2 separate regions of the Homo sapiens genome follow, and region 2 is linked to region 1. A link is a loop called in an ENCODE intact Hi-C map of the cell type or tissue named here. Cell type or tissue: PC-9. All regions are shown on one strand.

Evidence for each region. Hi-C counts contacts between places; a loop is a spot of excess contacts. Peaks named below come from ENCODE experiments on the same cell type or tissue, not always from the same donor. Only the 100,000 strongest peaks of a DNase experiment are listed, where the experiment ranks them.
Region 2: a loop joins it to region 1, with 2.9 times the contacts of the local background. A loop is called at or near these places in 4 of 110 quality-filtered maps.

The regions. Positions count from the first base shown.
Region 1 is chr7:17,367,408-17,375,407 of GRCh38, forward strand. LINC02888 (long intergenic non-protein coding RNA 2888) reads left to right here and starts at 7,510. Exons shown (of 3, transcript NR_110015.1): 1 at 7,510-7,648. LOC105375171 (a long non-coding RNA gene) reads right to left here and starts at 4,439. Exons shown (of 4, transcript XR_927074.3): 1 at 4,310-4,439. RefSeq lists an enhancer at 4,053-5,252. In PC-9, no CTCF peak of the experiment used is centred here; DNase peaks (open chromatin) are centred at 2,824, 4,394 and 4,974; H3K4me3 peaks cover 418 bases; H3K27ac peaks cover 3,538 bases.
Region 2 is chr7:17,440,710-17,448,709 of GRCh38, forward strand. All of the region lies in intron 1 of LINC02888 (long intergenic non-protein coding RNA 2888), which reads left to right. The region is part of intron 4 of LOC105375172 (a long non-coding RNA gene); the gene reads right to left. Among named protein-coding and RNA genes, the nearest start is that of LINC02888, 70 kb to the left of the region's middle. In PC-9, no CTCF peak of the experiment used is centred here; DNase peaks (open chromatin) are centred at 4,162, 7,520 and 7,912; H3K4me3 peaks cover 414 bases; H3K27ac peaks cover 1,470 bases.

The sequences.
Region 1 (8,000 bases):
TCTAAAAATAACTGCCAATTGCTCTCCAAACAGTTTAGATTGTAACAAAGCAAATTCCCAATACAGTGCTTAAAAATTCATCAAGTAGTAATGACTGCTTTATAATTTTTACCGTTGTGATAGAAGAAAGACTGAGATTCTTTTTTTAAACATATTTTACAAATTAAATAATAATAATTACAGTTTCAGAGAGGTGATTTTTTGCCCAAGTTCACAGGAACAGTGAGTGGCAGAGCTGAATCACAATCCTGGGCTATTTGACTCCTAAGTATGTGCTTTTCTTTTCTCCAGTGATTCCCAAGCCAGCAGATCACTGGAAACACACACAGAGCTTTAAAAAACACAGCTTTGCTCCAGCAGAGATCCATCTGCATTTTTTAAGTTCCTTGGTTGACTCAAATATCAGTTCTATCTCTAATTAGATATAAGAAAGTGTTATAAAGTTAACATACTCAGTAAAGCAGGCTGACCGGCTGGAAACTTAACCTGTATGTGTCTCTTCTGTGGGTGCCCTTCATGGAGGGGCAGGAGGAGTGAACCCTGTGGCTCTTTAGCCAGGTATGGAAGAGAAACATTCTCCTTCTAGGAGGTGGAAGGGCTAGTCTTTTCTATGTCTAAGGTCCAAACTCTTCCTAATGGGACAGTGGGAATGGAGTAACCTCACCATGGAGTGAATCCATCAGTGGAGGGCTGCCCTGGCCAGGCAGGAAGCTGAACTTATGTGGGACTGCAATGGCAGTGAACCAGTGTGAGCAGAGCCTGACATGAGGAGCAGCACGGGGTCTGCAGTAGCCACCAGTTTGGACACCAACCCCAGGCCTCCAACCTCACCATCTGCCAGAGGCAAGGCTCAAGCCTTCCAAATTATTGAATGACCAGAGAGAGAAAGTAATCCGGAGTTTCTGCCACTTGATGGTTGGCAGCTGGGCCTAGTTCTAATTTGACTTGGTAAACAAAGAAATGTGGCATTATTCACAACTTTAGATCATAGAGCAGTTTACACTGGCAACCTATACAATAGTAAACATATTTTTCCTATACCCTAGTATAGGAAAATATAATAAGTTCAGTAAGTTTATAGTAAGTAAATATAGTAAGTTTAGTAAATATAGTAAGTTTATAGTAAAAATAACTTTTATTTTTCTACTTTAATTACTCCATCTTTTTCAAAGGAAAAGTAACTTTCAAGGTCCCTCCATTATTTTATAGGAACAGAGGTGTGGTGGAGTCTGTGATTTGGCTTGCAAGTGTGATCTTGCAGTCTCTTGCTCTTTTCTATTTTGCATGTGTTTGTAAATTTTGGGCAACCAAATATTTTATTTAAAATATTAGGTTATATATAATGAAGCATTTTTGTATCCTCACATGTAGTCTAATATCCAAATATGTATGTTTTTCCAGCTTGGAGGTATAATTATTGAGGTATAATTAACAAGCAAAAATTATATATATTTAAAGTGTACAATGTGAGGTTTTGATATATGTGTGCAGTGGGAAATAATTACAGCATTCAAACTAAGGCAGTCTCTTGAATGCACCAAAAAAAGCAAAAGTACTATCTCCCGAAATCACTTGCCAGAGGTAGTTTTTGAAACAAGTTGAACTGTAGATCACATTTTATCTTTGTGAGCTGTCCTATAAGATCCTCCCACACCCAGCCTGTCTATATTCAGACAGTGTTTGCTAGAATGTAGCTGGACAACCTCTACTTCAACACTCGAGTGAGGTGGCCAGGGGCCAGGAGCAGTGGGCATGGCCCAGTACCCCTTGGCACTCCCAGGCAGAGCCCACTTCTGCAGACTGTGCTGGTTCTGAGTAATGGGTTAATTTATACACAATGTTCAGCCAAACATTGAGGCAGAGAATGCCAATGCAAAGAATTGGCCCAAGTGCCAACCAAGGGGCACACCCCTTCAGTAGGCTCAGTTTCGAGGTTGGAGGTGGAATTGCATAAGAATTCAGTTACTGTTTATTAACATAGCTCTGTGCACCTCTGGCATCTACTGGCCAGAGACCCTCTGGTTTTCACATTTACCCTCAGCAGGACAACCCAGACTGTATGGATTGTGTTTACACTGGAAAAAAAAAAAACATGATATTCCCTACAATGTGAGAAAAGAAGTTAGAGATCTTCTCATCTTCGCTCCTTCTTTATAGAAATGACAGTACTGAAGCTTAAGAGGTAAACCAACTTTCCCAATCCAGCATTGCTCGTCATAAACAAATCCCCACATATTTTGATAAGAATAAAATCCATTTTATTTGCAATCTCAAATATTAGGGCTTTATTACCATGGAATGAAGATCATTCCGGTACTTCTTGATCTTGAACATGTGTGGGAATCCCTGAAGAATCTTGTTACAATGCAGACTCTGATTCTGTAGGTCCGGGTAGGGCCTGAGATTCTGCACTGTTAACAAGCTCCCAGGTGGTGACCCAACTACTGGCCTACGCTTTTGAATATTGAGCATTTATAGGCAATGCCTTGCCTAGTGTGGGTGGACTTGAGCCTCCACAAGAAAGTATGTAGGGCTTTCCACTGTGAATACATTTCCTGGTATGGTGAGGAGTTCCCATCAAAGAATTCTTTTGCTATGCCTAAGAATAGCAAAAGAATAGAATTTCATGCAAGTGCTTTCTTCAGAAATAAAGTAAAACTGAGAAGATGGATCATTTAAATGTTTTGTATTTCTGTAAATGCACAAATCATATTTCTAAGTGTCCTTGGCAGAGGAACCTTATCATAGTTAAGAAAGTTTACATCTGCATCTCCCACTCAGTCTGAGCATGCTTTACTTCCTCTTAAGTAATAATCGACATTGCGAAATTGCAGCTAGGCAACTAGCAAAATGTTCACAGGGAACACAACTGCTAGCTTTCGCTCATAACAAGCTCCCTTCCCTAACCCATGTCATTCCCTACATGAGCTTATTCGTGGGTTTCGCAGCCTTGGCACTACTGATGTTTGGGGTCATTGTTGCAGGGGCTGTCCTGTGCACAGAAGGTTGTTTAGCAGCATCTCTGGACTCACCGCACTAGATGCTGGTAGCACTCCACCCCCAGTTGTGACAAACATAAATGTCTCCAAACATTGTCAAATGTCCCCTAGGAGACAAAATTTCCCTTGGTTGAGAATCACTCCTCTACAAAAATAATTTATACTATGTTGGAAAGGACAACTAGCTTAAAACATTGATTTATATAGTTTCAGATTGGAAAGAGAGCTTTACTGCATTTGGGGGTCACACACTGAGACAGAGTCTCACAGTCACCCAGGCAGTGGCACGATCATGGCTCACTGCAGCCTCGACCTTGTTTCTACAAAAAATAAACAGTTAGCTGGATGTGGTGGGGTACTCCTGTAGTCCCAGTTACTCAGGAGGCTGAGGTGGAAAGATCCCTTGGGCCCAGGAGGTCAAGGCTGCAGTGGAGTTGTGATCGTGCCACTGCACTCCTCCAGCCTGGGTGACAGAGGGATACCTAGTCTCAAAAAAAAAAAAAAAAAAAAAGTGTTTCCTATTCTTTACTCATGGCTTCTCAGCCATGTAGCTAAATTCTGGAACAGCTCATGTGTACAGTCAATGACAGTAAGTCCGCTTACAATACACTCCACATCACTTTGAGAGAGAATGTTTTACTAACATTTAACTGACAAAAAGAAGAGAGAAAGAGCAATTAATCAATCAGGTATTTGCCTAAATGCTGAACAAAAGTGATCTACTAAAATAACCACTTGTTCTTAGATCTGTTGTCTTGCTGTTAAGGGAACTCTGAAGTAAAACACATATTAAGTACTTCAAAATTCACTTCTTGTTCACAGATTCTCTAACATTGTTAAGATGTGACAGCCTGAAAACATGTCATGCAGACACTAGTTATTTACTGTACTAATATTAATAACTGGAGGCCCTGGCACAGGGCCAGAGTGAAGGGACCTTTTCTATCCTCTTTTTTACTGAAAGGGAGGAAAAGGCATTCTCTCAGTTCTAAGCTGGAGGTGGCATCCATCACCTGCCAATGAACAAGATCTGCTGCTACGCAGCTGCCAACACCCCTTCCATTCACACTCAGCTGATATTTATTGTACACCTACCATGTGCCAGATACTAATCTAGGCACCGCCACATAATTTATCTATTTTATTTTTACAATAACTCGGTACATTTGGGCACAAATGGAGAATCTAAGGAAAAGGGTTTGGCTAATAATGCCAAGCCTATTTTACAGCCCTTTGCGCTTAAAAAAATTTTTTAAGAGAATTTGAATGGATTTTAAGTATTCATTATGTTCATTACATTCATTACTTACTTCCTTGCTTGATTTCTTTATGCAATAGATGTCCTTGAAGAGTTTGGAAGCAAATTGCAGTTTTGTAAGTTGACTCACTTTTGAAATGTTTTAGTGTGGCTCCATGATATTTATGACTCATGCAGCAAATTTGCCTAAACAAAACAACCTTTAGTAAGATGACTAGCCACTCTATCTGATTTTTAATTCTGAATTTTAACTTAGTGGTTTCCTTATAGATGAACATATATAACATTTTCTCAAGTCATCAATAAAATCTAAGCCAACAGTAGTTTGCATTTTGACAGCAATGAAGTAAACTTAGATACTTGGTGTAGGAATAAATATTAACCCCAATAGTTCAACCAATCAAATGAAATGTACAGCTGTATGTCTTGAATGACGTCAATGTTTGTATTAGTTTCCTATGGCTACTGTGACAAATTACCATAAACTGAATGGTTTAAAACAATGAGAATTTTTTCTCTTATAGTTCTGGAAGTCAGAAATCCAAAATCAGTCTCCCTGGGCTACTGTCAAGGTGCTGGCAGGGCTGGTTCCTTCTGGGACGTGGGAAGAATCTCTTTTCTTGCCTCCATCAGCTTCTCAGGCCATCTGCATTCTGTGGCTCTTGACCTCATTCTCATGTCATCCCAACCTCTTGCCTCTATCTGCTGTGAGTCACTCTGATCTCCTGCCTCCCTCCTATAAAGACTCTTGTGATTACATTGGCCCAACCCAACAACCCAGGATAATCTCTCACCTCAAGATCTGTAACTTAATCACACGTGCAAAGTCTCTTTTACAAAGCAAGGTACCCATATTCACTGGTTCTGAGAATTAGGACTTGGCTGTCTTTAAGAGGCCATTATTCATCCTATGACAACACTGAAACAAAACTCAAACTAAACTTAGTAAAGGATTGGTACAGAGCCAACTAATTACCTAAATCAGTTTAAGTAATTAAGAAATAGACCTGGAAAAAATGCAGCGAGTGATGAATTTTAATCCAATCTGCCAATACAAATCTGGGACTTTCCATTTTTATAAGAAACGCAGCAGTGAGATGAAAATAATCCTTAAAACATCACTGAAAGGCCCTGTAATTATAACCTGCTCCCTGGAAATTAAAGGAAAACTAAAAGAAGTATCCAGAAAACCCCAAACTTGGCTGTACTTATCACAGACATTGGTAAGTAATAATACTATACAACATTCACTTTGGATTATTATCTAGAAAAATTGATTAGCTTGACTGAGGCCATTATTTTTTCCCAGACCCCATTTATAAGCAATGCTATCTATTGATGAAAAGCTGTTTGAAAGCAGAGTGTGGCGTGGATCTCTTCTCCATAAGCAACCTGCTCTGACCACCCTGAATGAGCCTGATTAGATGCATTCTTTGCTAAGCAAAGGGCACTTTGTTTATTTTTTATTTATTTATTTATTTATTTATTTATTTTATTATGTTTTAGCACAACTTGCACAGTAATATTCAAGGAAAAATGTTTGAAACCAAGTGTCTCTGTCTCACTATGGAATGAAGTTAAACAGACATAGTTATGCATCTATACTGCTTTAAGCAGGGGTAACAATAAAATACTTCAGTTAGATTGTAACAGTACATGCACTGCAAAATGCACTACTTATTTATTTATTTATTTGACAGGGTCTCACTCTGTCACCCAGGCTGGAGTGCAGTGGCACCATCTCGGCTCACTGCAACCTCCACCTCCCGGGTTCAAGCGATTCTGATGCCTCAGTCTCCCAGGTAGCGAGGATTACGGGTGCGTGGCAACACGCCTGGCTCATTTTTGTATTTTCAGTAGAGACGGGGTTTTGCCATGTTCCCAGGCTGGTCTTGAACTCCTGGTCTCATGGGATCCGCCCGCCTTGGCCTCCCAAAGTGCTGGGATTACAGGTGTGAGCCGCCGCGCCCAACCGCAAAGTGCACTTTAAATACAGTTGTATTTATCTTCCAACAGGTATAAAAACCATTATAAACTATATAATGAATTGGCTCTACCAGTTTATTCAATAAATATTTAAACAGTTATTAAGATGGTAATTATATACTTTGAAGGAAACGTAATAATGGATTTTATCCTTGAGGCTAAAAAGCACTTGTGGGGCTTTTGGTCTCCTCCTCTTGAGGAAATTTGTGACTGTTTTTAACCACTACAGTTCAGCAGAAATTATGCAAAATAATTGTCCAAAGTAGGGACAGAAAAAACCAAGAAGCTGAAAAGACCATGGATGTCAGGTGGAATAAACATTCACTCCCAGAGCCCCAAGCTGCCAGGTGAAAAGCCTAACTATCCTGAGGCTCAGAAGGTATGAGGAAGAGGCCATGCCGTGTGGAGAGCCCAGGTGTAAGGTGTTAAAGTTGACAGTCTCAGCTGCAGCCAGCCTTCAAGTCATTCCAGCCCAGGCAAGATCTATAAATGAAGAAGCCTCCAGATAATTCCTGCCCAGTACAATCAAGTCAGCTGGAGCTGCTACACTGTGGAGCACAGATAAACCACACCTGCCTTGCGATGTCCAAGTTTCTGACCCATAGAATCTGTGAGCATGATGAAATGGTGGTGTTACCTGCCGCTAGGTTTTGAGATGATTTGTTACATAGCAAAAATAATCAGAAGAGTCTTTCAAGGCTGACCACAAATTAATGTAATGTAATGTCAACGAAACTTTTTGTGTTAACACGGAATTGTGACTGAAGCCACAAAGCTGACAAAGTGAGGTGTTATAAGTGTATCAACTCTCATTAGAGCTGCCCAAAATAGGGCCAGCCAAGAGCAGCAGCACAATGGACCATTGTGCAATCACACCAGCCCCCAATGTATTTGACAGGACACTTATTTTGCAAATCTTCATTTATCGTTAAGTATAAACAGGTGTTTACCTCACCTTCAATGGTCAACAACCTAAGGTGACTTAAAAAAAAATACTGATACCAAGTCCCTCCCCAGATGGATTGAATCAGAGCTACTTAGGGTGGAGCCAAAAGGCTTGTTTTTTAAAGCTTCCCAGGTAATTCTAATATGTGTGTAGTCGGGTATGAGAACGATTGCAAGCAAAAGCAGCTGAGGGACGCTGTCCAAGGAGTAGGCTCAGTAGCACGAACTGCAAATACTTGAGAAGGGAAAAGTTCAGCCTTGTGCTGGAAAGTGGTTTAGCATGCTGGAGCTGGTTTTCTGCTTGGTAGCCCTACAACTTTGGCCCAACTACTTGGCCTCTGGGACTCAGATTCCTCCTCTTTAAAATGGTGCTAATAATAGCACCCACCCTCTGTGAGGAGGATGCTGTGAGGACAAAATGAGATCATCCACATAAGCCGTGAACCCTGTTCCTGGTAAGGTAAGTGCTCAGTAAATGAGCTGCTATTAGTACAAGGTTATGTTGGAAATTTATGATGAAGTACTGCCATATAATGAAGTTCTTTTTAGTTTTTCAAACATTTCATGAATGTACCTTATTTCAGCTATAGTTAGTATCCAAACAACTTTGCTAGATTGATCCACTTTTTATCAGATTTTTCTTGATATCAGGAAAAGCTGTGCTTTGCCTGAGCAACCACTTTTTCATTTTTTATTTTTTCTTAATTTGGATGCAATGAATCTTGCGGTCAATTTGTCTCTTTGCTTTGGCATTAGAAAACTAAACTGACCCAAATCTCATAACTGAATAAAACTGGCTATATTGGTCTCTC
Region 2 (8,000 bases), 73 kb after region 1:
CAAACTTTCCAAAATCTTCCTGTCTTCTGAGCCCTACAGTCTCTAGAAAATTCCAAACTTTCCCACATTTTCCTTTCTTCTCCTGAGCCCTCCAAACTGTTCCAACCTCTGCCTGTTACCCAGTTCCAAAGTCAGTTCCAGATTTTCAGGTAATTTTATAGCAGCACCCCACTCTACCAGTACCAATTTACTGTATTAGTCCATGCTCACACTGCTAATACATACCTGAGACTGGGTAATTTTTAAAGGAAAGAGGTTTAACTGACTCACAGTTCCACTGGGGAAGCCTCATAATCATGGCAGAAAGCAAAGGAGGAGCAAAGTCACGTCTTACATGGCAGCAGGCAAGAACGCATGTGGAGGGGAACTCCCTTTTATAAAATCATCAGATCTCGTGAGATTTATTCACTATTATGAGAACAGCACAGGAAATACCCGCCCCCATGATTTAATTACCTCCCACCAAGTCCCTTCCATGACACGTGGGGATTATTACAATTCAAGGTGAGATTTGGGTGGGGACACAGAGACAAACCATATCAAAGGGTATACAGGAACTTATTCTAGTACAGGATATAATCAGTAGCCTCTGTCTAGAAAAGGAAATGCAAACCAAAAACCTGTGAGTCTCCTTAGATTTAAGTATAAAACAATCTTGTGCGGGAATCTTCTCTAGAATGAAAATGAGACCTGGAACCTGGGAATCAGGCCCCAATTAGGAGAGAGGTTGCTGCCAGGTCACTATGGAGTCATCTATGAGCTATGAATATGCAAAATCATGCAGACTGTTTGGAAAATTGAAGTCATTTTATATACTATCTGTAATTTAAAGAATTACTTCATTGTGCCTGATTTTCTAGAGATGGGATTATTACTTTGTAGGGTGGGTAGAATTTCTATTGTCTTTTTGGAACTACAGACTTAAGATAATACAGCCATCACAGTGGATTTCCTAGACCACAGTTCTCTTAGAGGCAGTGAGTCCCAGAGAGCAAGAAGAGCACATGTCTTGATCTTGGCTGCCTGAGAATCCTATAGAAGCTTATCATCCTTCTCCATTCCAAGACACACACAAAGCCCTATAGGAAATATCAAGATTGTTGTCTTTGGATGGTGACATTTCCTCTTTGGTTTTGTGTTTTTTGTGTTTTGTTTTTTTTTTTTTCTGAAAGGGTGAAAATGATGCCTTACTTTTTATATTAATAAGAACTCATGAAATACATGTATATTGTAAAAAATATAATTTACTACCAATACATCAAGGAAAGTGACCAAAAAGAGTTTTACTCTAGAAATGTTTGAAATGTAAATTGAAGACACTTAGCTAATTTTTTAGTGGTAACTTTGATAAAATAGGCTTAGGCATGGTTCAGACATGTTAAGATATTTTAAGAAATGTGGTTTAAAACATGCAACTTTTATTTTGCCTTCTATTTAATGCTACCTAGGGTTTCATGCTTAACTGCCCCTTCCTAGAGCTATGCTATTTCATAGAAGCCCTCCACTTGAGAATACATCTGATCAAAACCTCCAAACACTTCAGGTTTTCTCTAATTTTAATTTTTTTTTTTTTTTTTTTTTTTGGAGATGGAGTCTTGCTCCGTCACCCAGGCTGGAGTGCAGTGGCTTGATCTCTGCTCACTGCAAGCTTCACCTACTGGGCTCATGCCATTCTCCTGCCTCAGCCTCCCAAGTAGCTGGGACTACAGGCACCCGCCACCATGCCCGGCTAAGTTTTTTGTATTTTTAGTAGAGACAGAGTTTCACCTTGTTAGCCAGGATGGTCTCAATCTCCTGACCTCGTGATCCACCCACCTCAGCCTCCCAAAGTGCTGGGATTACAGGCATGAGCCACTGCGCCCAGCCCCTGTTATCTGTTTCTTCAAAGAAACATTCAACAGCATCATGAATGCTCTTAAATTTTTTCAGTGTATCAGGAAAACAAGGGAAAGCTTATTACAATATGATGCTAAAAATTCAGATTGTAATGTTGACAAAAAAAAGCCTACCATGACCTACAGTAGGCATGAGAAAAGACAAGGAACCAAAAAATCACTTTCTTCTCTTACACTAATCCTTGCAAACAAGTTAACACAGAAACAGCTTTAAGTTTAACAAAAGTAAATGACAAAACAAGCAATTGTAAGGTGTGTGTGTATATATAGGTATATATATCTTGCAATTGCCTGTGTCTATACCTATCTATATATATACATACCTATTCCCCTACATATATAGCCATATATATATTATATATATATATGTATTTTTTTTAACATATTTGGGATTTCAAAAGTTTGGGAGAGTATATATTTTATATATACACACACATACAGAAAATATATATATATAGAATATAATATATTCTAATCCCAAATATTTAAATGCTTTGCCTATCTTGCATGAGCAAAGGGATAAAAATGCCTTCTCTTTGGAGTCCTAGAGACCATGTCTCCAACTTTCATGTCCTGATGGGATGATGTCCTTCCACTCCTGTAAGAACCCTAGCTCTGGCACAACCTCAGCTGTGTATGCTTCCCTCCGTTTCTTTGAAATTTTGGCTTTCACACAGATCCCTGTAAACTTCAAAGGAAAAGGACAATCTTCCTACTTAACCAACTATTTGTCCATCTGTCCATCCTATGCCTGCCTTCTTTCTCCTCTTTGTTTTCCATCAACATGACCATACATTGAACACCTACAATATGCCAAGCGTTGCACTAGGTGTTTACAACATGCAGTCTGTTTTCCATGCTATCATCTTAAATACTCTTATTTAGCCCTCTCTCCTGAGGAGTACTGCCTTTAGTTTCCATGTCATTAGAAGCCTTTCTCTACCTCATCAAGCTCATCATACCCCAGAGTAAGATGGAGGTGAAAGAGTGTGGCATAGTAGAAAGAGCATGAACTCTGAGAGAATTATCCTTAGGCTTAAGCCTTGGCTTCTCTATTTCCTACCCATGTGTCCTTGGATGAGTTATTACTCTCTTTCAGCCTCAGTTTTCTCATCTACTATCTATCTGAGGGTAACAATACTTCAGAGCTGCTAGAGGAATTCAATGAAATAACATGTAAATTTCCTTAAAATATGCCCACAGCATGGGAAGCATTTAATGAATAGTAGCAATTCTAATATCTAAGTGATAGCTGCCAATTCATTAGATATGGGCATGTTCAGAATGGTCCATTGACTTATACTTGCCCCATTATGTATATATGAGGACAATAAAAAGTTGCCCAGTTGATTTTTTATTGCCCTCTTATATGTACATGCATTATGTAGACAGCCTGCTCAATGGGTATTTATTATAATAATGAAGTACACAGTCTAATGTTTCTCTTCATTTGTATAAGCTTTAAGAAAGCCCTGTTTTTTCAGCTTTTTTGGTACATAAATTCATGGCAGTTTGGTTATAATCCCCATCGTTTTGTTTGATTTTCCCTGCATTTCTTAAATTAAGAAATATCCATATATTGAGATTAGCTGTAACTAACTCATGGTGTTCCTTCCTTTTGCCATTTCCTCCCTTTCCATCTTCTTGTAATTTAAACTTTCCACATCCTAGAGTGAGAAATATGAGTCCCCAGTTTTTCCACAGCTTCAATAAGCAGGCTGGAAAATGTTTTAATGGACTGCTAGAACCAATGACTATTAGTGGCTTTCCCCCATCTTCCTGAAGGTTTTCCTGTCCAACCCTTCTCTCCCTTTCATGTCCTCCACATCTTATCAGTTGTAATGAATTGAACCCGTAGTAGCAGCGCTAGAAGAGCTGTTTCTTAGTTTAAATGGTAGTCATACTATTTTGCAACTAAAATTAATTTTATACTCTTTTAATGAATTCTTTATTTTCCTGTTCTGTTTATTTTGAAATGAAAACTCCTAAAATATTTTTCTCTGTACACCTAGTTGTACCCAGAGGAGACAAGAGATCTAGAAATATCCTTAATGCGTACCTGAATATTCTTTCTATCCCAATATGTACCCAGTTTTTAAAACATTTTTCCCATATGTAAGTGTTATTCAAAAGTTTTCCTAGAAAAGTCATATTCTGGGCATGCTATGTTTTTGCTGAAGTGTCTAGGCTTTGTTTTTGTCCTGTCGGGGATATGACTTGTGAGTTTTCCTTTATCTGTGAGAGAAAGTTGACCTTTTGTGCTAATTCCATTTCCTGGTGAGTCAGCCTTCTTTCTTTTGGGCTTGCCTATTGCTCAGTGCCAACTCTTACATTCCACTAATTCAGCACCTGTCCCTTCTTAAACAGGTTGTTCAAACCCCCATGCTAGCCCCATCTTTGACCCAGTGACTTCTTTGGGTGGCCAGTTATTTAATTTTTCAAAGCCTCTGTTTTGACATGTGAAAAAAAATAAAAATAACATTATCCTAGCAGGGCATATTAAATAATGCAAATGAGGGTAGCTACCAATGATAAATTTTACTAGGAAGGAGGTAATGCTGAAATAATGAGAATTTATCTTATCATAAAAATTTAACTTGTGGGCAGCTCCAAATAAGTAGCAATTTCCCTTTTCTTACTATTTTCCTCCAGGAATTTGGGCTGAAATTATTCAGGATCCATTTTCCTTCACGTATTTCCATTTCAAAAATGGTAGAATGGAAAGGAATAGAAGTAAATTTGAAGGATTTTCAAAGCTTACTTAGGAGTTTGGCATGGAGAGGGGAAAGCTGTCACAGCTATTGATGAATTTATTCAGTAACTACTGAGTGCCTACTCAGTGCTGCATCACTGTTTCTATATGGAAAGGAACTATCCCTCTGGGACAGTGTTTCCTTAGTGGGGTTAGCAGTCCAAGGAGCAAAGCATATGTGTGTTTCTATAAGCAATGGAAAAAGGATACTCCAAGAATCCTATATATGTAGCTGTTTGCTGATTCCAAGAGGGCAGCTAAGACTTTTTGGAAATAGGAATAGGAATCAACCTAGCACAATGCTTTGCATGTTGTAGGTGTTCAATATGTGGTCATATTGAGGGAAAAAAAGGAGAAAGAAGACAGGCATAGGATGGACAGATGGACAGATGATTAGTTAAGTAGGAAGATTCTCCCTTAAAGATATGTCTCTACTCTGCCAATCTTTGTTAAAAAAAGAAAAAAAGAAAAGAAGATATTTAAAAGTAGAGAGTTTATATGAAGTCTAATTAGAAGGTCTTGTTACACTCTGAAAGAGTGCCAGAATATCAGAATATGAACCACAAGATCATTATTTTCTTTTTCTTAACTTTTTTTTTTTCGTTTTTGTTTTTCTTTTTCTTTTTCTTTTTTTTTTGAGATGGAGTCTTGCATTGTTGCCCAGGCTGGAGTGCAGTGGTGCAATCTTGGCTCACTGCAACCTCCACCTCCCAGGTTCAAGAAATTCTCCTGCCTCAGCCTCCCTAGTAGCTTGGATTACAGGTGCAACCACCATGCCCAGTTAATTTTTGTATTCTTAGTAGAGATAAGGTTTCACCATGGTGGCCAGGCTGGTCTTGAACTCCTGACCTTAGGCGATCTGCCTACCTTGGCCTCCCAGAGTGCTGAGACTGAATTTTATTGAAAGCCGTTTCTGCATTTATTGAGGTAATCATGTGTTTTTCATCTTTAGTTCTGTTTATGTGATGAATTACATTTATTGATTTGCATATGTTAAACCAACTTTGCATCCCAGAGATGAAGCCTACTTGACTGTTGTGGATTAGCTTTTAGGTATGCTGCTGGATTCGGCTTGCACGTATTTTGTTGAGAATGTTTGCATCAATGTTCAGCAAGGATATTGGCCTGATGTTTTTTTTTGTTGTGTCTCTGCCAAGTTTTGGTATCAAGATAATGCTGGCTTCATAGAATGAGTGGGGGAGGAGTCCTCGCCCTGCAACCGACCCAGTTTTTTTGGAATAGTTTCTGTAGGAATGGTATGAACTCTTCTTTGTACATCTGGTAGAATTTGGCTGTGAATCCATCAGGCTCTGGGCTTTTGTTTTTTGTTTTTTTTTTTTTTTTTTTGGTTGGTTGGTAGGCTATTTATTATTGATTCAATTTTGGAGCTCATTATTGGTCTGTTCAGGAAACCAATTTCTTCCTGGCTCAGTCTTGGGAGGGTGTATATGTCCAGGAATCTGTCCATCTCTTCTAGGTTTTCTAGTTTGTGTGTGGAGAGGTCTCTATAGTAGTTTCTGATGGTTGTTTTCATTTCTGTGGGGTCAGTGATATCTCTTTCATCATTTCTAATTGTCTTAATTTTTTTATTAGTCTATTTAGTGGCCTATCTACTTTAATTTTTTTTTAAAAAACAACTCCTAGATTTGTTGATTTTTTAAATGGTTTGTCTCTGAATTTCCTTCAGTTCAGCTCTGATTTTTGTTATTTCTTGTCTTCTGCTAGCTTTGGGGTTGACTTATCCTTGCTTCTTTAATTCTTTCCATTTAATTTAGGTTGTTAGTTTGAGATCTTTCTAACTTCTTGATGTGGGCATTTAGTGCTATGAATTTCCCTCTCCACACTTTCTTAGCTGTGTCCCAGAGATTCTGGTATGTTGTATCTTTATTTTCATGATATTCAAAGAACTTCTTGATTTCTGCCTTAATTTCATTATTTACCCAAAAGTCATTCAGAAGCATATTGTTTAATTTTCATGTAATTGCATGGTTTTGAGCGATTTTCATAGTCTTGACTTCTATTTTTATTGTACTGTTGTCCGAGAGAGTGTTTGGTATGATTTTGATTCTTTTTACATTTGCCGAGGATTGTTTTATGTTTAATTATGTGGCCAATTTTAGAGTATGTGTCATGTGGTGATGAGAGAGTGTATATTCTGTTACTTTCCAGTGGAGAGTTCTTTAAAGGTCTATCAGATCCATTGGTACAATGTTGAGTTTAGGTTCTAAATATCTATTAATTTTATGCCTTGATGATCTAATATTGTCAGTGGAATGTTAGACTCCCACAGAATAATAGTGGGAGACTTTATGTCTCTTTGTATAGTAGGTCTCTAAGAACTTGCTTTATGAATCTGGGTGCTCCTGTTTGGTGCATATATATTTAGGACAACTATGTCTCTTAGTAGAATTGAACCCTTTACCATTATATACTTTGTCTTTATCTTTGTTAGTTTGAAATCTGTTTTGTCTGAAATTAGAATTGTAACCCCTGCTTTTTGCCGTTTTCCATTTGCTTGGTATGTTTTCCTCCATCCCCTTTATTTTGAGCTTATGAGTGTCATTACACATGAGATGGGTCTCTTGAAGACAGCATACCATTGGATCTTGCTTTTTTATCCAGCTTGCCACTCTGTGCCTCTTAAATTGAGCATTTAACCCACTTACATTCAAGGCCAGTATTGATAAGTGTGGATTTGATCCTGTCTTTGTGCTGTTAATTGGTTATTATGGTGGCTTGTTTGCTTTACAGTGACACTGGTCTGTGTGTCTTTGTATGAGCTGGTAGCAGTCTTTCCTTTCTATATTTAGTGTTATTTTCAAGATCTCTTGTAAGGCAGGTCTGGTGGTAATGAATTCCCCCAACATTTGCTTATCTGGAAAGGATCTTATTTCTTCACTGAGGAAGCTTAGTTTGGCTGGATATGAAATTCTTGAAGATGATGTTTTTCTTTAAGAATGTTGAGTATAGGCCCCCACTCTCTTCTGGGTTGTAGGGTTTTAGCTGAGAGTTGCACTGTCTGATGGGGTTCCCTTTGTAGGTGACCTGCCCTTTCTCTCTAGCTGCCTTTAACATTCTTTTATTTTGACCTTGGAAAATCTGACAATTATGTGTTTTGGGCATGATCTTCTTGTGGAGAATCTTGCAGGAGTTCTATTTCCTGATTTTGACTGTTTGCCTCTCTAGAAGGTTGGGGAAGTTTTCATAGATGATATCCTAAGATATGCTTTTCAACTTGTTTGCTTTCTCCCCATCCCTTATAGGGATGCCAGTGATTCATAGATTTGGCCTCTTTACATAATCCCATACTTCTCAGAGGTTTTGTTTATTCTTTTTCTTTTTTATTTATTTTT